Linked DNA regions of Homo sapiens: region 1 is linked to region 2. A link is a loop called in an ENCODE intact Hi-C map of the cell type or tissue named here. Cell type or tissue: right lobe of liver. All regions are shown on one strand. Links, peaks and the distances in the headings refer to the core of each region. The heading gives the core; the rest is flanking DNA.

Evidence for each region. Hi-C counts contacts between places; a loop is a spot of excess contacts. Peaks named below come from ENCODE experiments on the same cell type or tissue, not always from the same donor. Only the 100,000 strongest peaks of a DNase experiment are listed, where the experiment ranks them.
Region 1: it touches region 2 in a loop (2.6-fold over the local background); 80 of 110 quality-filtered maps call a loop at or near these places.

Annotation. Positions count from the first base shown.
Region 1 is chr11:61,801,048-61,808,630 of GRCh38, forward strand. FADS1 (fatty acid desaturase 1) reads right to left here. Exons shown (of 12, transcript NM_013402.7): 6 at 5,617-5,677; 7 at 3,638-3,714; 8 at 2,623-2,720; 9 at 2,316-2,412; 10 at 1,985-2,064; 11 at 1,754-1,879; 12 at 1-1,415. The coding sequence ends at 1,364. Among named protein-coding and RNA genes, the nearest start is that of MIR1908, 10 kb to the right of the region's middle. In right lobe of liver, for the core only: no CTCF peak of the experiment used is centred there; no DNase peak of the experiment used is centred there.
Region 2 is chr11:61,895,220-61,903,545 of GRCh38, forward strand. RAB3IL1 (RAB3A interacting protein like 1) reads right to left here. Exons shown (of 10, transcript NM_013401.4): 8 at 7,223-7,322; 9 at 4,095-4,161; 10 at 2,082-3,141. The coding sequence ends at 3,059. Among named protein-coding and RNA genes, the nearest start is that of FADS3, 7.8 kb to the left of the region's middle. RefSeq lists a silencer at 3,800-3,849 and enhancers at 4,200-4,249, 4,217-5,188, 4,300-4,369. In right lobe of liver, for the core only: CTCF peaks have their summits at 2,596 (motif pointing right), 4,078 (motif pointing right) and 4,279; DNase peaks (open chromatin) are centred at 2,592 and 4,092; H3K27ac peaks cover 393 bases.

The sequences.
Region 1 (7,583 bases), core at 1,871-6,870, 94 kb before region 2:
AATCACAAACTGTTCTGTGGTTTTAATCTTCCTATTTCTGATTTAGAAGTATGAAGTGATCATATTTAATCTTTCTGCTCCTGCTCAAAAATAATTCTATAACATCATTTAGGTTATAGAAAGTTTCTACTTATAGCCCTTACATTCTTTATGACCGAAATCTGTGTCTTTCCTCATGACTGATAATTATCTCCCAATTTGGTCACTTCTGCTAATTGCTATTTTATTAAACTTGAAATTTTAGGTTGGGAAGCAAAGGGAAACCACTGGGCATCCCCTTTGTTTCTAGGGAGAAAAGACTAACTTGTCCCATCTGCTCACTTGCTTATGGAGCTAAAAGACCCCCAGTCCTAGAAGTGTTCTGTTCCTGAGGAGTGGTTAAAGAGGTGAAAAGAAGAGGTGAATTAAAAGATGAAAGAGCTTTTTAAATAGCCAGCAACTCTCTCTACCATCTGTTTTGGTAAGAGCTAGCACCTCTTGTTCTCTTTAGACCCTGGAGGGAATAAACCAAAATCAGTGGTTCCAGGATCCTTCAGAGCCAAAAGACCCCAATACCACAGTCTTGACCTTTGCCCTGCCTGCTTCTGAAACTGGAGAATGGCATCTCCCAGCAGCCTAAGGCAGACATAGGTCATACCTATCCCTGGGCAGCGAGCTGAGCTCCCACAGACTGAGTTGTGCTGGATCTCAGAATTCTAAGCATTAATGTTTCCTTGCTGTTATAATTCTTGCTCATCAGGTTCAACTGCCTTATCCCTCTGAGGTTTGCAAATGAGGATGGAGAAGCCACTGAGAAATGGACCAGTGAGCTGAGCTCACCTTTTATATGAGTGGATTTTTTTTTTTTTTTTGAAATGGAGTCTTGCTCTGTCGCCCAGGCTGGAGTACAATGGCGTGATCTCAGCTCACTGCAACCTCCACCTCCCCGGTTCAAGCGATTCTCCTGCCTCAGCCTCCTGGGTAGCTGGGATTACAGGCGCGTGCCACCACGCCCGGCATGAGTGGAATTTTAGTGTTAAATCTCTTCCTGACTCTGGGTTCAGTAGGTCCCTCCTCTTCTGTTACCCTCCTGGTTCTCTCTGTTCACCAACTACCTGCATGTGCCAAACTAGAAAAAGGAAATAATTTACACCCCTGCCCCAACAGCTCCTTCCCTCCTAGGGACTTCTGTGTCCACCCCCCACTTTGGGTCTTAGAACTGTGGCTAGAAGATAAAAGGGAGGAGTTTGAGTCAGAGGCTTTATGTCCCCAAACCCAACCCCCTCTGAGTATTAAACTATAGTGGCATTGTCCCTCAAGCTCCCCTCTGCCTTGGCTCCAGAGTCTTCCTCCTCTTCTTCCAGACTGGGCAGGGTGGCTGTTGTTATTGGTGAAGATAGGCATCTAGCCAGAGCTGCCCTGACTCCTTTAGTGAGCTGCAGGGACAAAATGGGGGCAGACAGTGAGGGAGACAAGCAGAGTTGAACCCACCGGAGATGGAGCAGTGAGGTTAAGGCCTTCTTCCATCTGGAGGTTTTCCTCCCCTCTACTTTAGAGAAAGCTAGCTTGGGCCATGGTACTGAGGGGAACCCCAATGAGGGCAAAGGCCTGACCTGGCCACAGGTCCAATAAAGAATCCTGCCTTTGCCATGGTGAACTCCATCCCACACGACTGGGAACACCTTCTGTTCACTCCCCACCCTACATGTCATCATTTCCATTGCCCTGCCCTCTTCCCTCCCTACTAGCCATCTTCCTGGTCTCAGATACTCACTGGATGATGTCGGCGAAGGCTGACAGCAGGGGCTTGGACTGGTACTCTATGCCATGCTTGGCACACAAGGACTGCACCAGGGGAGCCACTTTGTGGTAATTGTGTCGAGGCATCGTGGGAAAAAGACTTTAGGGAGAACGGGGGAGTCAGTGGTTCCTGCTTCTCTGCTCCCACCTGTACCCAACACTTACACCCTCCCCAGGACCCTGCTTCCCCAGGCTCCCTACTCACTGGTGCTCAATCTGGAAGTTGAGGTGTCCACTGAACCAGTCATTGAAGGCAGACTTGTGGACATTGCATGTGGCCTGGAGCTGGCGGAAAAGGTCAGGGGAGAGCATGTTGAATATCAGATGGAAAGGCCAGCCCAGCATTCTCCAGGTAAAGCTGGCTGAGGAAGGGACATGAGACTGTCTTGGTCACTCCCTTCACATGGTTGCAGAACAAGAGCCTCAGGCTAATGAGAAAATGCTGTTTGGGGGACTTTTTGTTTTTGCTGTTTTCACCTACGCATCCTTTTCAATAGTTGTGTTATGCTCCAGTCTTCTGAGTGACTGTCCCTTACCTGGGTGGAAACCCAGTCCATGTTCCGGTCATGATCAATGTGCATGGGAATATGGTTCATCTGTGTCACCCACACAAACCAGTTGCTTTCCAGGAACCTGTTAGATGTATTACACAGACAAAAACAGTACACACAGAGCCCAGAATTCTGATTCCCCCCTCAGATAACTGCTCCAGCCTGTCTACTTTCCCAAGCCAACTCCTGAAACACCCACTGTTACCCAAAGCCCCAGCACGGCCCCTAGACCAGACTGGTCACTCCCCAACATTTCCTTCACCAGTCCCTATCCGCCCCCACCGAATACTACCTGACTATGAAGAAAAGGCCCAGGAAGGCTTTCAGCCCCAATAGTGGCACATAAGTGAGGAAGAAGCGGACGTAGAAGGTAATCATCCAGGCCAAGTCCTATAGTGAGAAAAGCAGCGAGCATAACAGTCACGAACAACTCTTCCTCTTCCTCTCAGCAGCTCTTTGTTTGCATGGTGCAGCCATTCTCCTGGTTATCCAGACTCACTCATCTTCAGCTTCTCAGGGGTCCAATCCTGCAGTATCTAGTGCCACTGCTCCTTTCTTCCATTCCCATTGGCACCCCCCAGCCCTTCTTGCATGTCCCCTTCAAAAGTACCAAGGCCTACAAGGTCTCTTTGCCTCTAGCTCTTCCTAGCCAATCTAAATCCTTCAGCATGCCGCCAAATGAATCTGCCAGGACCATGGCTCAGTCCATGCCAGTGCCCTGATCAAATCTCTCATCACTGAACCAAGCACCATACTCTTCCCCTGACACTAGTCCTCCACAATATGTCTGGTGGTCAAACTTACCCCTCATTTCCAGCTTCTCTGCTCAGAGTTCATCCCCCCTGCTCCACCTCTGCCTGTCAGAAACCCTGCCCAGCCTCAAGGCCAGCTAGAAAAGTGACTTCACAAAGCCAGGTGCAGTCAGGCCCCTTTTGGAGTCCCCAGAACCTATTGCCTGTACCTCTTTTCTGATTAATAACCACATTCTGCTTCATCAGAAGTTTCCTTGAAAGTAGGTATTGTCTCTCATTCATCTTCCCCATTCCCAACTCAGCCCCCTGGCATTATGCCCAGTACAAGAACCTCTGGAGACACTGACCGCATGAAATTACACATTGGGAATCAGGCTGCCTGCTAAGCTCAAATCATTTCGTCCCACTTAGAGATAAGGAGGATCTGTGTCTGGTTCTATTATTTTGTTCTAAATTAGGCCTAGAGTCAGTCTCAAGTTTCCCCTGGGGAACCCCTATCCCCCACTCTGGGTGCTGGAGACAAGGATGTGGGCTTCTTGGGCCATGGATACTCACCACCCACTTCTTTCGCTGGATAACAAAATAGAAAATATACCACTGGAAGTAGAGAGGCAGCAAGGCTGGGGGCCCAACTGGGGAGGAAACCGAGACAAAGAGGAGGCATGAGCACAGGAAGGTCATGAAAGGGCCAGTTGATGTTGGGAGAGATGGCCTCTAGCAGGGGGCTGCCTCTTCCAACCATCCCTTCTGTCTCCCCTCCAGGTGCTTGAGTGCTCTGCAATCCACTGGAACCAGCAGGCACTGAAGGTGGGCATAAATCCAAGTCTGGGGAAGGCAAAAACTCCCAAGAGGATGCCAGGGAAGGTGAGGGGTGCGAGTGGCACTCTTCAGTGACAGGTGCTTGGGAACTCAGGCCCCACGCATGGGACTTGCTCTGCTCCCACACCTTTATTATTTTTCATTTTTCTTCTCTTTTCTACATACACACTCCAAGGATCCCACACTTTTAAAAGGGTGCTAATACTCTCTTACTTACCTTGGCCACAGCCCTGTCCCTACAGTCATCTGCCCTTTGTTCCTGGCAGCTCCACCATGCAGGTGAAGGGGCAGGAGCAGGAAAGTGTGTGTGTGTTGGGAGGGACCCTGTGGATCCTTCACAGGCTGTGAAGCTCACTTCCTTAAACTAGGGAGATGGGCTTGTGCCACCCCAATCTGAAGCCCTGGAGGTCAGCTGTGGGACGGAACAGAGGGGCCTCTCTTGAAAGAAAACTGGGAGTTGAAGAAGTGTTGCATTCTACATGCTTCCTCATTTCCTTTTCTGTAGCCCTTCTCTGTGGCACCTGATGCTACCCATAACTCCTAGCATGACAATGCTCACCCATGGCTCCTCCATCTTGATGTGCCATGGATTCTAAAACTATTTCTTCCAGAGGTCTCTGCTCTACCCTTCTGCCCCATCGCCTTTCTCTATTCGTGATAGTTGGTGATAGGCAGTTAGGATGAATTCCTTCAAACTAAAATAAGATCAGTGGACTCCTTCCCTTCCTTCTTTAAAAAATTTGAAAATTTAAAGGCGTTTAAAGCTCATTTTAGGCATTATGGAGCAGAGTTGTTGTTGTTTTAAGAAACAAGATCTCACTCTGTTGCCCAGGCTGGAGTGCAGTGGCACAATCGGAGCTTACTGCAGCCCCAAATTCCTGGGCTCAAAGGATGGTCCCACCTCAGTTTCCTTAGTAGCTGGGACAGACTTTTAAAGCTGGGAATATGTGGCAGTCATCAGAAAGATCTTCTTCGTTCTAACAGCTCTTCCATTCTCTCCTCAGGACCCATCCTTCCAGAACTATCTGTACCTTTGTTCCTCTGGGGGTTGGACTGGGCTCTACCAGGTTACCTTGGCCCATCTTGACAAAGTTTAAGATAAGGTTGAGGGGCCGGGCGCGGTGGCTCACGCCTGTAATCCCAGCACTTTGGGAGGCCGAGGCGGGTGGATCATGAGGTCAGGAGATCGAGACCATCCTGGCTAACAAGGTGAAACCCCGTCTCTACTAAAAATACAAAAAATTAGCCGGGCGCGGTGGCGGGTGCCTGTAATCCCAGCTACTCGGGAGGCTGAGGCAGGAGAATGGCGTGAACCCGGGAAGCGGAGAGCTTGCAGTGAGCCGAGATTGCGCCACTGCAGTCCGCAGTCCGGCCTGGGCGACAGAGCAAGACTCCGTCTCAAAAAAAAAAAAAAAAAGATAAGGTTGAGGATAAAGCAAGAGGCCCCTCTACACCCCAAACACCCAGCTTCCCAGTGGAAACTGGGGTTGGATGGGAAGAACTAGTTTGCCTTCAACCAATCATCAGCCTAACTTCACTTCGCTCAGCTGAGATGGCAAACTGCTGTCATGCAGGGAGTAACTGGGGGTGGGAGTGGGGTACTTCCTCTAGCCCCTTTCCTTAAAATACCATAATCCCTTGGACAGCCACATCCTCCTCATTCCCTCAGCATTCCCTCCTGAGGCAGCTCCCCTGTGTTGGATGGGGACACTCACTTAGGAAGAAGTATTTGTGCTGGTGGTTGTACGGCATATATTTTTTCTTCTGTTTCCCAAGCTGTGAAGAAAAGCAAACACATGAGCATTCGGAGACCAGTGATTCCTCCCTCTGTGACTTGACCTTTCCTTGCTTGGAGGTTTAGGCCTCCTCCAGGGCTGACAGCTTGTTGGTGCTATTGGAAAGCTCCAAGAGGCCCAGCCTTACCTCCAGCACATGGAACATGAAGCCCTAGACTGTAATCTGCAGAGTGTGTCACACCATGGCCTGCAGCTGGATGGCCCATGCTCACATGAGGGATGTGCACAGCACAGAGTCTACAGGACCACAGGCCCTCTTGTGTTCATTCTCTTTGTCATGAGGTTTCCAGGCCCCACTGCCCTCTCCCCTTTCTCCCATCGTACTTTTTTGTTTATTTTTTAGACGGAGTCTCGCTCTTGTTGCCCAGGCTGGAGTGCAATGGCACGATCTTGGCTTACCACAACTTCTGCCTCCCTGGGTTCAAGCGATTCTCCTGCCTCAGCCTCCCAAGTAGCTAGGATTACAGGCATGTGCCTCCACGCCCAGCTAATTTTGTATTTTTAGTAGAGATGGGGTTTCTCCATGTTGTTCAGGCTGGTCTTGAACTCCCAACCTCAGGTGATCCACCCACCTCAGCCTCCCAGAGTGCTGGGATTACAGGTGTGAGGCAGTGCGCCCGGCCGCCATCGTACTTTTTCACACCAGAATCTCCATGGACAACCATATCTGCCCCTATACAGGTTAAGTATTCCCTCTATATCCAGCCCCTAATTCTCCCCATCAAAATCTTTTGGTCTCTTGACTTAAACATGAGCTTTATCAAATCTCCTGAAGGCTAATTCGAGTTTGGCAAATATTTCTGGAAAAGACACCAAGAACAATTTGGCAATCTGAAGGTTCCAGCAGTTTTCCCCAGTAGGTGGTGGTTATTTTTTATAAGCCGAGCTGCTGAAGAGACAGGCTGGGGCCACCATGTCAACCAGCCAGTCTAGAACCCCTGATGTGGGCTCACAAACAAGACAGCAAAGTTCTGCTGTCTCACTCCATGACTATGTCTGCATCGCACTCCAATTAGTTCAGGTAACCAGACAACCACAAGGGCACAAGAGGAGCACTCAACCCCTGAGCAGAGCTCTAGCTCACCCTTCCATGTGTCCACAGTTCATTTATTGAGAGTTTATTCTGTACAAGACACTTCAGCTAGATGAAACATCCTTTCTACATTAACAGATTCAAGTTCTTCAGCACCTACTGTGTGCCGGGCTATGTTCTAGATGCTTAGGATACAGAGGTGAACAATACAGACTTCCCACCCTCATGGAGCTTATAACCTTAGGGGATGAAGCTGGTGATAAATTTGTAAACAGAGACCGGGTGCAGTGGCTCATGCCTGTAATCCCAGCACTTTGGGAGGCTGAGGTAGGCGGACTGCATGAGCCCAGGAGTTTGAGACCAACCTGGGCAACATGGTGAAACCACGTCCCTACTAAAAGCACAAAAATTAGCCAGGCTTGGTGGTACGCACCTGTAGTCCCAGCTACTCAGGAGGCTGAGGCAGGAGAATCTCTTGAACTCGGGAGGCGGAGGTTGTAGTGAGCTGAGACCGCACCATTGCACTTCAGCCTGGGTGACAGAGCGAGACTCTGTCTCAAAAAAAAAAAAAAAGATCTGGGACCCAAAATAGCCTTTCTTCTCCCCGGCCAGCTATGAGGCTGAGGATGGGCTGCCTGTTAGTGAATGCCTGGGCAATAGGCTGCTTGGTTCCATCCCTCTGGGGATGTTGATGCCTGTGCTGACCCCATGACATCCACGTCAGTGCCTCCCAAAATTTTTGGAGGACAAGGAGGGGCAGGGGACACTGCCCTAAATAGAACCCTTCTGACCACCAAGGGTCTAAACATAATGGGACAAGTTATAGGGATCATAAAGGCATTTGCCATTCAAG
Region 2 (8,326 bases), core at 1,615-6,614:
GGAGAATTGCTTCAACCCGGGAGGCGGAGATTGCAGTAAGCCTAGATTGCGCCACCGCACTCCAGCCTGGGTGACAGAGTGAGACTCCGTCTCAAAACAAAACAAAACAAAAACAACAATTAAAAAAAAAGAGTTAAGGTAGTACAAGTTATGGGTTTTTTACCGTAATAAAATGAAAAAGGCAAGGAGGCTGCGAAAGCCATTTAGTCCTATATTTCCAACTCACAGATGAGGAAACTGAAGCCCAGAGAGGAGCGACTTTGCCCAGGTGCACAGCCCCGGCAGGAGTTCCATCAGGACAGTCTTGGCAGACTGGAAAGCATCCTGCAGGAGTGAAGCACGCCAGTGCGCAGCTGGTCTCGGCTCAGCGCCTCCACCCTCAGAGGCCAGAGTCGTTGCTAGGTTTGAAGAGGGGGCCAAAGAGGGTTAAAATGTTCACATGTGCCAGGGGTACTCAGAGAGGCCCAAGTGGGTTATCTAGAAAATCCATTTAAGAGGAACAACTCCCTCGTGGCTGATGTCGGCTAACCCTCCCCAGCCACCTTTAAGCACATTGCAGGTGTCTAGGAAAGGGAATCCAGGATGCTGGTTCATACTGTGGGCTCCAGGGCTGGCCTCATGATTCCTATCCCGGGGCCATCATTTCCTCTGTGGCACTTCTGTGTGCCTCATTCTACTCATCTGCAAAATGGGAGAATAGTACTCTATAAGGTTGCTGTGAGGATGAAATGAATTAGATCATTTAAAGGGTTTAGAATCATGCCTGGCACAGTCAGTGCTCAGCTATTATCTCTCGTTGGGAGATACTGAGAGTGTATGTCCATCCTCCAGGCATTTCAGTTCTCTGTTTATGACCCCACTTGGGGTCTGACAGCAGGCTATGCCATTGCAGGGGCAGGCAGCGCGGGTCTGGGGTATGGGACCCTCTGCCTGGCCCCTGGAGTGTGGTCTGGTGTCTCCTAGGTCTTCAGTGTTGCTGGGCCAGGAGCACAGAAGCTGGGGGTAGGGTGGACAGCTCCAGGGCCCAGACCTCCAACTTCCTTTGGCCCCCCAGCTGACCCAGGACTGACAGAGAGGAGAGAAAGCGACTGCCACGCAAGAGAGGCTGTGGGGATCACAGCAGTGAACACAGCCTCTTGCGCCCTTTTCTGACATCCTCCTTTGCCTGCCTGCTTTCCTCTCTTCCATCTGATGCCCTGTGCGTGTTCCTGGTATGTTTTTGATTGCCAGTCTTCCCCCTGGACATTCTCAGCTCAAGCACAGGTGTCCCCAGCATGGGTGGAGGGCTTCCTGTGGTCCTGGCCAGTCCACAGCTAGCCTGACCTACCAGCTGAGTGGCACCAAGGCCTCAGGCCAATACGGAAGTCCCCACAAGGTGTCACCAGCCCAGTAGATACTGACCCGACTCAGAAGCTGCTATGCTCTCCACCACCCCAAGAAGGCATCTATTGGCCTGGGCCCACATCCCTACAGGTGGGGAGGGGCTCAGCCACCACAAGACACCTTCCCAGCCCCACTCTGGGTCCTCAGAGGTCCTGGCCACCCCCACCTCTTCCAACTGTGACTGCTGCCCCTTGCTGAGAGCTCGTCTAAGACCTGGGCTTCCATGGTCCCCGCCTGTGCTTCCAGCAGACATCACCAATCAATCCTGCCACTGTCCCACTGAGCAACAGGCAGCCTCGATGCTTTGCCTCTGAGCTGCAGGCTTCTGTGAGACTGGAGGTAACCATTGCTGGATGCAAGGAGACCCAGGGGAGGACCTGGCCAAGGTGCCACAGTGAGGCAGTGGGAGAGCCAGCCTTGGTGCCGTTCTTCCCAACAGCAGGCCACCAGCCACGGGGAGAGGGAGGCCTGGCTCATCCCCCAGTAACCCACAGCCCTCTGAATACTAAGGGAGGACTCAAATAGTCCTCCCCACAGCAAGTAAGTGGTGATGGCGGAGGTGGGGTGGCTTCAGGATTTGGGTTTAATCCCAAGCACGAGGGCGGGCAGGGAAAGGATTTGGTTTCATTCCTTCAGATGCCCAAGCCTTGGCCAGAGCCCCAGGGTGCAGGAGTGAGGGCGCGTGGCCACCCAGCCTGTACCAACAAAGCCTGCCTTTATTAAATAGAGATCGCGTTACATTCCATCCAAAGAAGGAAATCCGGACGTGGTGAGGGATGCGTCCAGGTGGGAGCTCCGAACGCTGGTCCTGAGTGGGCTCTGATGGGTGGGAGGGCCCAGGTCCTGCCTGCCCACCCAGGCCCCACATGCCAGGGCGCGTGTCTGCATGGCCACCCACAGCTGAAAACAGGCGTGGGTGATCTGAAGCCCTGTCTGTGTTCTACTGTGGCAGAAAGTGCCCCAGTCCTTCCAGCGGTTTTGGGAGCAGGGCCTCCAGGAGCACAGGGCTGAGACGGGGTGGGAGGGAAGGTGACAAGGGAGGCCTTTATGAAGGGGGAGGGAGGAAGGGGGAAAGGAAGGGAGGAAGCGGGGGAGGGGTCTTGACTCATCTTAACAAGGCTTTGGGGCAATTCTGTGCTATGGAGGCCCTGCCAGCCCCTCCTAGTAGTCCAATAGGGAGGCCACCGGGAACAAGGCACAGGATGGCCACAAGGGGGTGCTGCTGGCCCAGGGCTTGGCAGCTGGGGTGGAGGGTACCCTGGAGATCCAGCCACCCAGAACAGTCCCTTTCTGAAGACAAGCCAGCAACAAGGCACCTGCAGGCAGTTCTGGGGACTGGGGAGGGGGCGCTGGCTGCCTCAGGTGTCCCCTCCCAAGGGCTGAGGCCCCCCGAGTATGGATCCGAGCTCCCTGGTCTTTGGTGCTTTCTTGAAATCCTCCTGGTGGTGGCAGAACCCAGTGGGGAAGAGAGGGGGGTCTTGCCGTGAAGTCCAGGCCCGTCTGTCCCAGGATGGACGTGTGGTGCTGGCTCAGTGCTGCCTCCATGGCCTGTCTGTCCATCCATTCTGCCTCTGGCTCAGGGCTGGCTCCAGGCCCCCGTCTCCCTGTGTGTCGGCTTGTTCTGGGGTGGGTGTTTGCTCTGTCTCAGAGCTCCCCTTCAGGCCTGGGCCGCGCCCTAAGCCTCCTGGGGGAAGAAGCCGAGCTTGGCCAGTGACATCTCCTTCCGCAACCTCATGATCTCCCAGAACATGGGCTCTGCTGCAGGCAGAGAGAGGGTGAACAGGTCGGGGACAGCTCAGGGTCACCTCGGGCAGATGGCCAGGTCCCCTCCTGTGGCTTTGGACAGAGCAGCTGGCACAGCACCCTAGGGTCCCCGGCCCCCAAAACAGATGACCTCAGTGAGTGGCTGGACCTCTCTGAGGCTCCACTCTTGAGCCTTGGAAACTGCTGAGTGCCGACCACACCCGAGGGATCTGTTTGCACTACACTGACGGCCACCCCCACAGCCCGACGCAGACAAGCAGGTACACGCTGTCACATGCCACAGCGGTGGTCCAGACCTGGGAACTACATTAGACAAGGCACAGATGCCTCCCTGGGGTCTCACAAGGACCCTGCGCAGTGAGGCGGGGACCACAGCGGCCATCCAGGGACCTAGCAGGTGTCAACACCCAGCATGCCTTGGCCTTGGCCTCCAAGAGGACTTGACCCCCAGGATGGAGAGGAGATAGCTCCTTACTCAGAGGGTCGGGCCAGACTGGTTCAGGAGAAGACTCAGCAGCGAGCAAAGGTTGGTGGAGGAGCGGGGAGCCAGGCCTTGCAGAATGGGCTGTGGGGGGAGGGGGTGGAGGGAGGCCCTGTCCAGCATGGAGTGGAGTGGGAGCAAAGGCTGGAGGTGGGTGACCCTGTGTTCAGGTGACCAGGAGGAGGGGCCACCACCTCCAGGGCCAGGGAGAGATTCACAGGGGTGGCCCCCTTGTGCGGGGCCGGGAGAGGTTTGGGGACAGGAGAAAGACCAGCCGGACGGACTCAGGTACAGAGCTCAGCACCCAGGAAGTTTGTGAACGCTTTACTAAACCACAACCCTCCCCGCTCCCCAGCCTCCTAGCTGAGTCTTGCCTCCACTAGGGGCAGGTGGGCCCAGAGGGCACTTCCCCATCCAGCCCCACTCCCGTGTGCGATCCCTGCACCGGCCACCAGGGGGCGCTCACCGTCCTGCCGCACCAGGCCTTGCTGGATGTAGCGGATGTAGGTGAAGAAGTTGCACACTGCGGTGATCTGTGGGCAGAGGTGGGGACGGTGTGACCTGCCAGCCCCACGCTGGGGGTCCCCTGACAGGCGGATCTGAGTCCAGAGCAGGAGGCCCCAGGTCCCTGCAGAGCCAGGCAGTGCTCCCTGACTCAGCTGGGACTGGGCTTTCAAGTAGTAATCAACAACAGCATGACTAGCCCTGCTGTAATAGCAGCAGCAGCAGCAGCAGCCATTTCATCAAGCGCCTGCAGCGAACGGAGCAGACGCGCTTATTATTCCATCTTACATGGGGGAAAGCGGAGCCACCCGGGGAAAGCCGCTGACATCCATCACGGAGATGGCGGAGCTAATGAACCAGCATGCAGCAGAGCTGTGAGATGAACCGGGCAGGCTGTCCCGGAGTCTACACTCGCCCTCTCACAGGCCGGCTTGCTCCAGATGCTGGAGTTTTGGGCCAGCCAGGCCTCAGTCCAGTGCTACTGATAACACTGGGAAAGGAAAGGGGGTCAGAAGCCGCTCACCTGGGCTGCCCGGGGCCCCTGGGGCCTCAGGCCTGCTCCATGCCAGGCCCCGGGGACCCTGTGTTGGCTCAGACACTGCTATGAGGACTCACACCACGGAGAGGGTACTGTTGGTGCCTGGCCCAGGGCCCCTTCCCAGGCCCGGGCCCCATCTCCCAGCTGCTGAGAGTGGGGGCACTAATGGCTCAGAGGTGCCCCCCTCTGTACTCACTCCTCCTGTAGACCTCAGCCGATGACTGACTTGTGTGGAGATAGAAAGGACAGTCCCCTTGCCTCAGGGTGGAATCAACTCTGCTAAGAGCCCGGTGGATGGGGCTGAAGCTGGGCTGTAGCTAAGGCCACATCCTGGCTGGACTCCCCCGTCCCTTCCCTCATTCTCCTGGGAGCTGCACACAATCTCCAGGTGAGGCTCTGCCTCTTCGGAACCCAGCCTAAGACAGGGTGGAAGGTAGCCGGCGGCTGTGCCCGCCCGCAACAGCCCCTACTGAATGTCCAACACTCCTGGGGAGGGACATCAAGTGAGAGGGGCACCCGCAGGCTGGGGAGTGGAGAAGCTTCGGGGAGGGGCGGGACGGTGGTGGCCTGGCAAAGATAGGGAGGTGCGAGAGAGCGGGGCGAGGTCGGGGGACCAGCCCGTCGTGGCAGGGACACCGCTGCACAGGGAGGGTTGAGGAGAGGCTGCGGCAGGAGGGTGGGGCAGGGCAGAGCTCAGGACAGGAGCAGGGACAGTGGATGCCCACAGAGGCTCATGAGCAGGGAGTAGCAGGGAGGGGGCTTTCCCTCTCCAGGGAGTGTGCTAGGGAGAAAACACTTCTCCCTGTGGACCCCACATGTCTTGGTCTTTCAGGGCAGGGACCACATCCTAAAACTTCAGACCCTCCTCACCTCATCTCCCACCCCCAGCTTCATCCAGTGCAGCAGGACACCCAGGCCAGGGACTTAAAGTGCTAGAGGTGACATTGTTGAGCACGGGAACATCTTTTGTGGGGCCTGCTGTTGAGCCATGGTTGGGCCTGGAAAGCGGTGATGGAGATAAGTGGCCACTGAACAAGGCTCAGTGGGCACAAATCCACAGGGTAGGGGCTGCAGTGGACTCAGAGCCAGGATCCCAGGTCTCGGTGTGTGGCCCTGAACACACCCCTTTCCTCTGCCAAGGCTCAGCCTCCCTTTTGGTAAATGGGTGCTCAGCACACCGCTGGGAGGACTCACGCTCGGATGCCTTGTGGAGTTCATCAAGGACAGTATAGTCTGCTGCCAGCAAAGGGACCATTTGTCCCCTTTAGACCTGCTCCCCTGCGAGGAGCCTCTAGCAGGCCTGAGATGGTTCCTCAAGCTGTGTCACTGGAAACGTGTTTCCAAACATGTTCTCTTGTTCCCCTCAATCCTCTTAAGAGTCAACAGAGGGACAGAGGAAGAGGAATCCCTGTCCTCAATCCCCAGCTTGGTGAGAACCCCTGTCCTGGTCTGGGTCACTCGGCAGGGGAGGGTGGGAGCTGGGATTCCTAGAGGCCCCTTGGCACTCACGGCCGACTTAAGGCTGGTGCACCAGACGCACCGCTGAACCTTTTCCAAAGCTTCGGCCAGCACCTGAGTCTGGGCGTCAGGAGCCCCGCACTCTAACTGGAACTCTAGCATCACTCCTGGATTAGGTGACATTGAATGACAGAGGGGGGCGATGTCATCCCATGACATTTCATACATAAGGCTGCATCTCAGCCGACTGGAGAGTGGCCCTCCTGATGGCTCTGAAGTCAGCTGCCCTGTGCAACAAGGCCCTGTGGCAGGGGACTGCGGGTGTCCTCTAGAAGCTGAGGGTGTCCCCTTGCCAGCAGCCAGCAAGAAAATAGGGGCCTCAGTCCTTCAAACACAAGGAACTGAATGCTGCCAACAATGTGAGTTTTGAGGAGGACCCTGACTTCCAGAAAGGAACACAGTCTGCTGACAGCTTACTGCGACCTTGCAAGTCCCTGAGCAGAGAATCCAGTAAGTAAGTAGTGCTTAGACTCCAACATGGGGAACTGCGCTATTTTAAGCTACCAGGTTGATAGTAATTTGTTACACCGTAATAGCAAACCACTGCCCTTGGCTTGGCTGTGTGGCCCGAGTCAGTCTCTGCGCCTCTCTGAGCCTGTACCCTGCTCTGTAAATCAAGATGTAAGGCTGGGCGTGGTGGCTCACACCTATAATCCCAGCACTTTGGGAGGCCGAGGCAGGCAGATCACTTAAGGCCAGGAGTTCGAGTTCAGCCTGGCCAACGTGGTGAAACCCCATCTCTACTAAAAATACAAAATTAGCTGGGCGTGGTGGCACATGCCTGTAATCCCAGCTACTTGGGAAGCTGAGGCAGGAGAATTGCTAATGTCTGCCTGGGAGGCAGACATTGCAGTGAACTGAGATTGTGCCACTGCACTCCAGCCTGGGTGACAAAGACTCTGTCTCAAAAAATAAATAAATAAAATAAGTAAATCAAGGTGTAGTGCTATTCATACTCCCAGGCCCAGGGCCCAGTGTCCCAGCACCCAGGTGGCCCCAAAGGAGTCAAGTAACGCTTGCAAAGGCTGACTCACCCTGGCCCGGGAAGATGGCGAGATGTAGTAATGGCTTTTGGAGTCCCCGAGCCGGATTCGGTGGCGGCAGGTGCGGGTCAGCCCGCTCAGGGCACATGTGCTAGGGGAAAGCAAAATGGGTCACGGGGGCTGGCTGGGGCTTGCCCCTCTCCCTCACCCCTGCATACAGGGAAGATGCAGCAGCTGAGAGGATGCATGGGGAGGGGCAGGCCTCCCTTCCCCCACCCGGCTTCCAAAGGAACCCAGAGCCAGGCAGAGAAGGGAGCTGGCCCCAGCCATCCCTGGGACAGACCTCGAACTAAGCTGAGCTGTACCCCTAGAACCCTTGTTTTGCCCCTACTGGGCAAGAGAGCTTGGTTAATCTCATGCCAGGTGTACAAAGTCCCACCCTCTGCAGGCTCTGCATATGCCTCTCCCTCTACTTCTGGGGACTCAGACCAGGCACTCCTCCCCCAACTAGGCCAGAGTTGAGGTCTGGCTGCCTCCCGCTTCCCAACATCCAGCAGCTCCCCTGCTTCATCCATGCAGGCCTTCTGACCCCACTAACCCCCATGGTTCTCAGCCGCATGCCAACCAACCCCGTCTAAGAGCCTTCTCCCATGCCCTCTTCTCTCCTCCCCCCAGTCCTGCATGACGTCGCTCAGCATCTTCAGCCACCCACATGAAGGGTCTCCACAGGCCCTGAGCAACCCCCATCTGGGCCCCACTCCCCAAACCTGCTCTTCACTGGCCATCATCTGCTCGGCTCTCTCCTCCTCACCCTCTGCTTGGTCACCAAGTCCCCAGGCCAGGGCACAGCAGCAGTACTTTTGGCCTGCATCCCCTTGGCTCCTTCTGGCCAGCTCTCTGCCTCATCGCTCTCTTTCTTCTCCACATCAGAGCCAGGGCTCCTCCAAAAACCCACATCTAACCCATCATCTTTCTCTCTTGCTTTCCTAATTCCCAAGAAATGGGGAGAATCCCAAATAAATGAAGGTTTAAAAAGCTCCTTGGCTGCGGACTTATCAGAGCATTTGTTGCCTCCTGGTTCACTGGGACTCTCTGATGGACCAGAGAGCCTCTTTTCAGGTGGCAGCTATTGATGACTTTTTTTTTTTTTTGAGA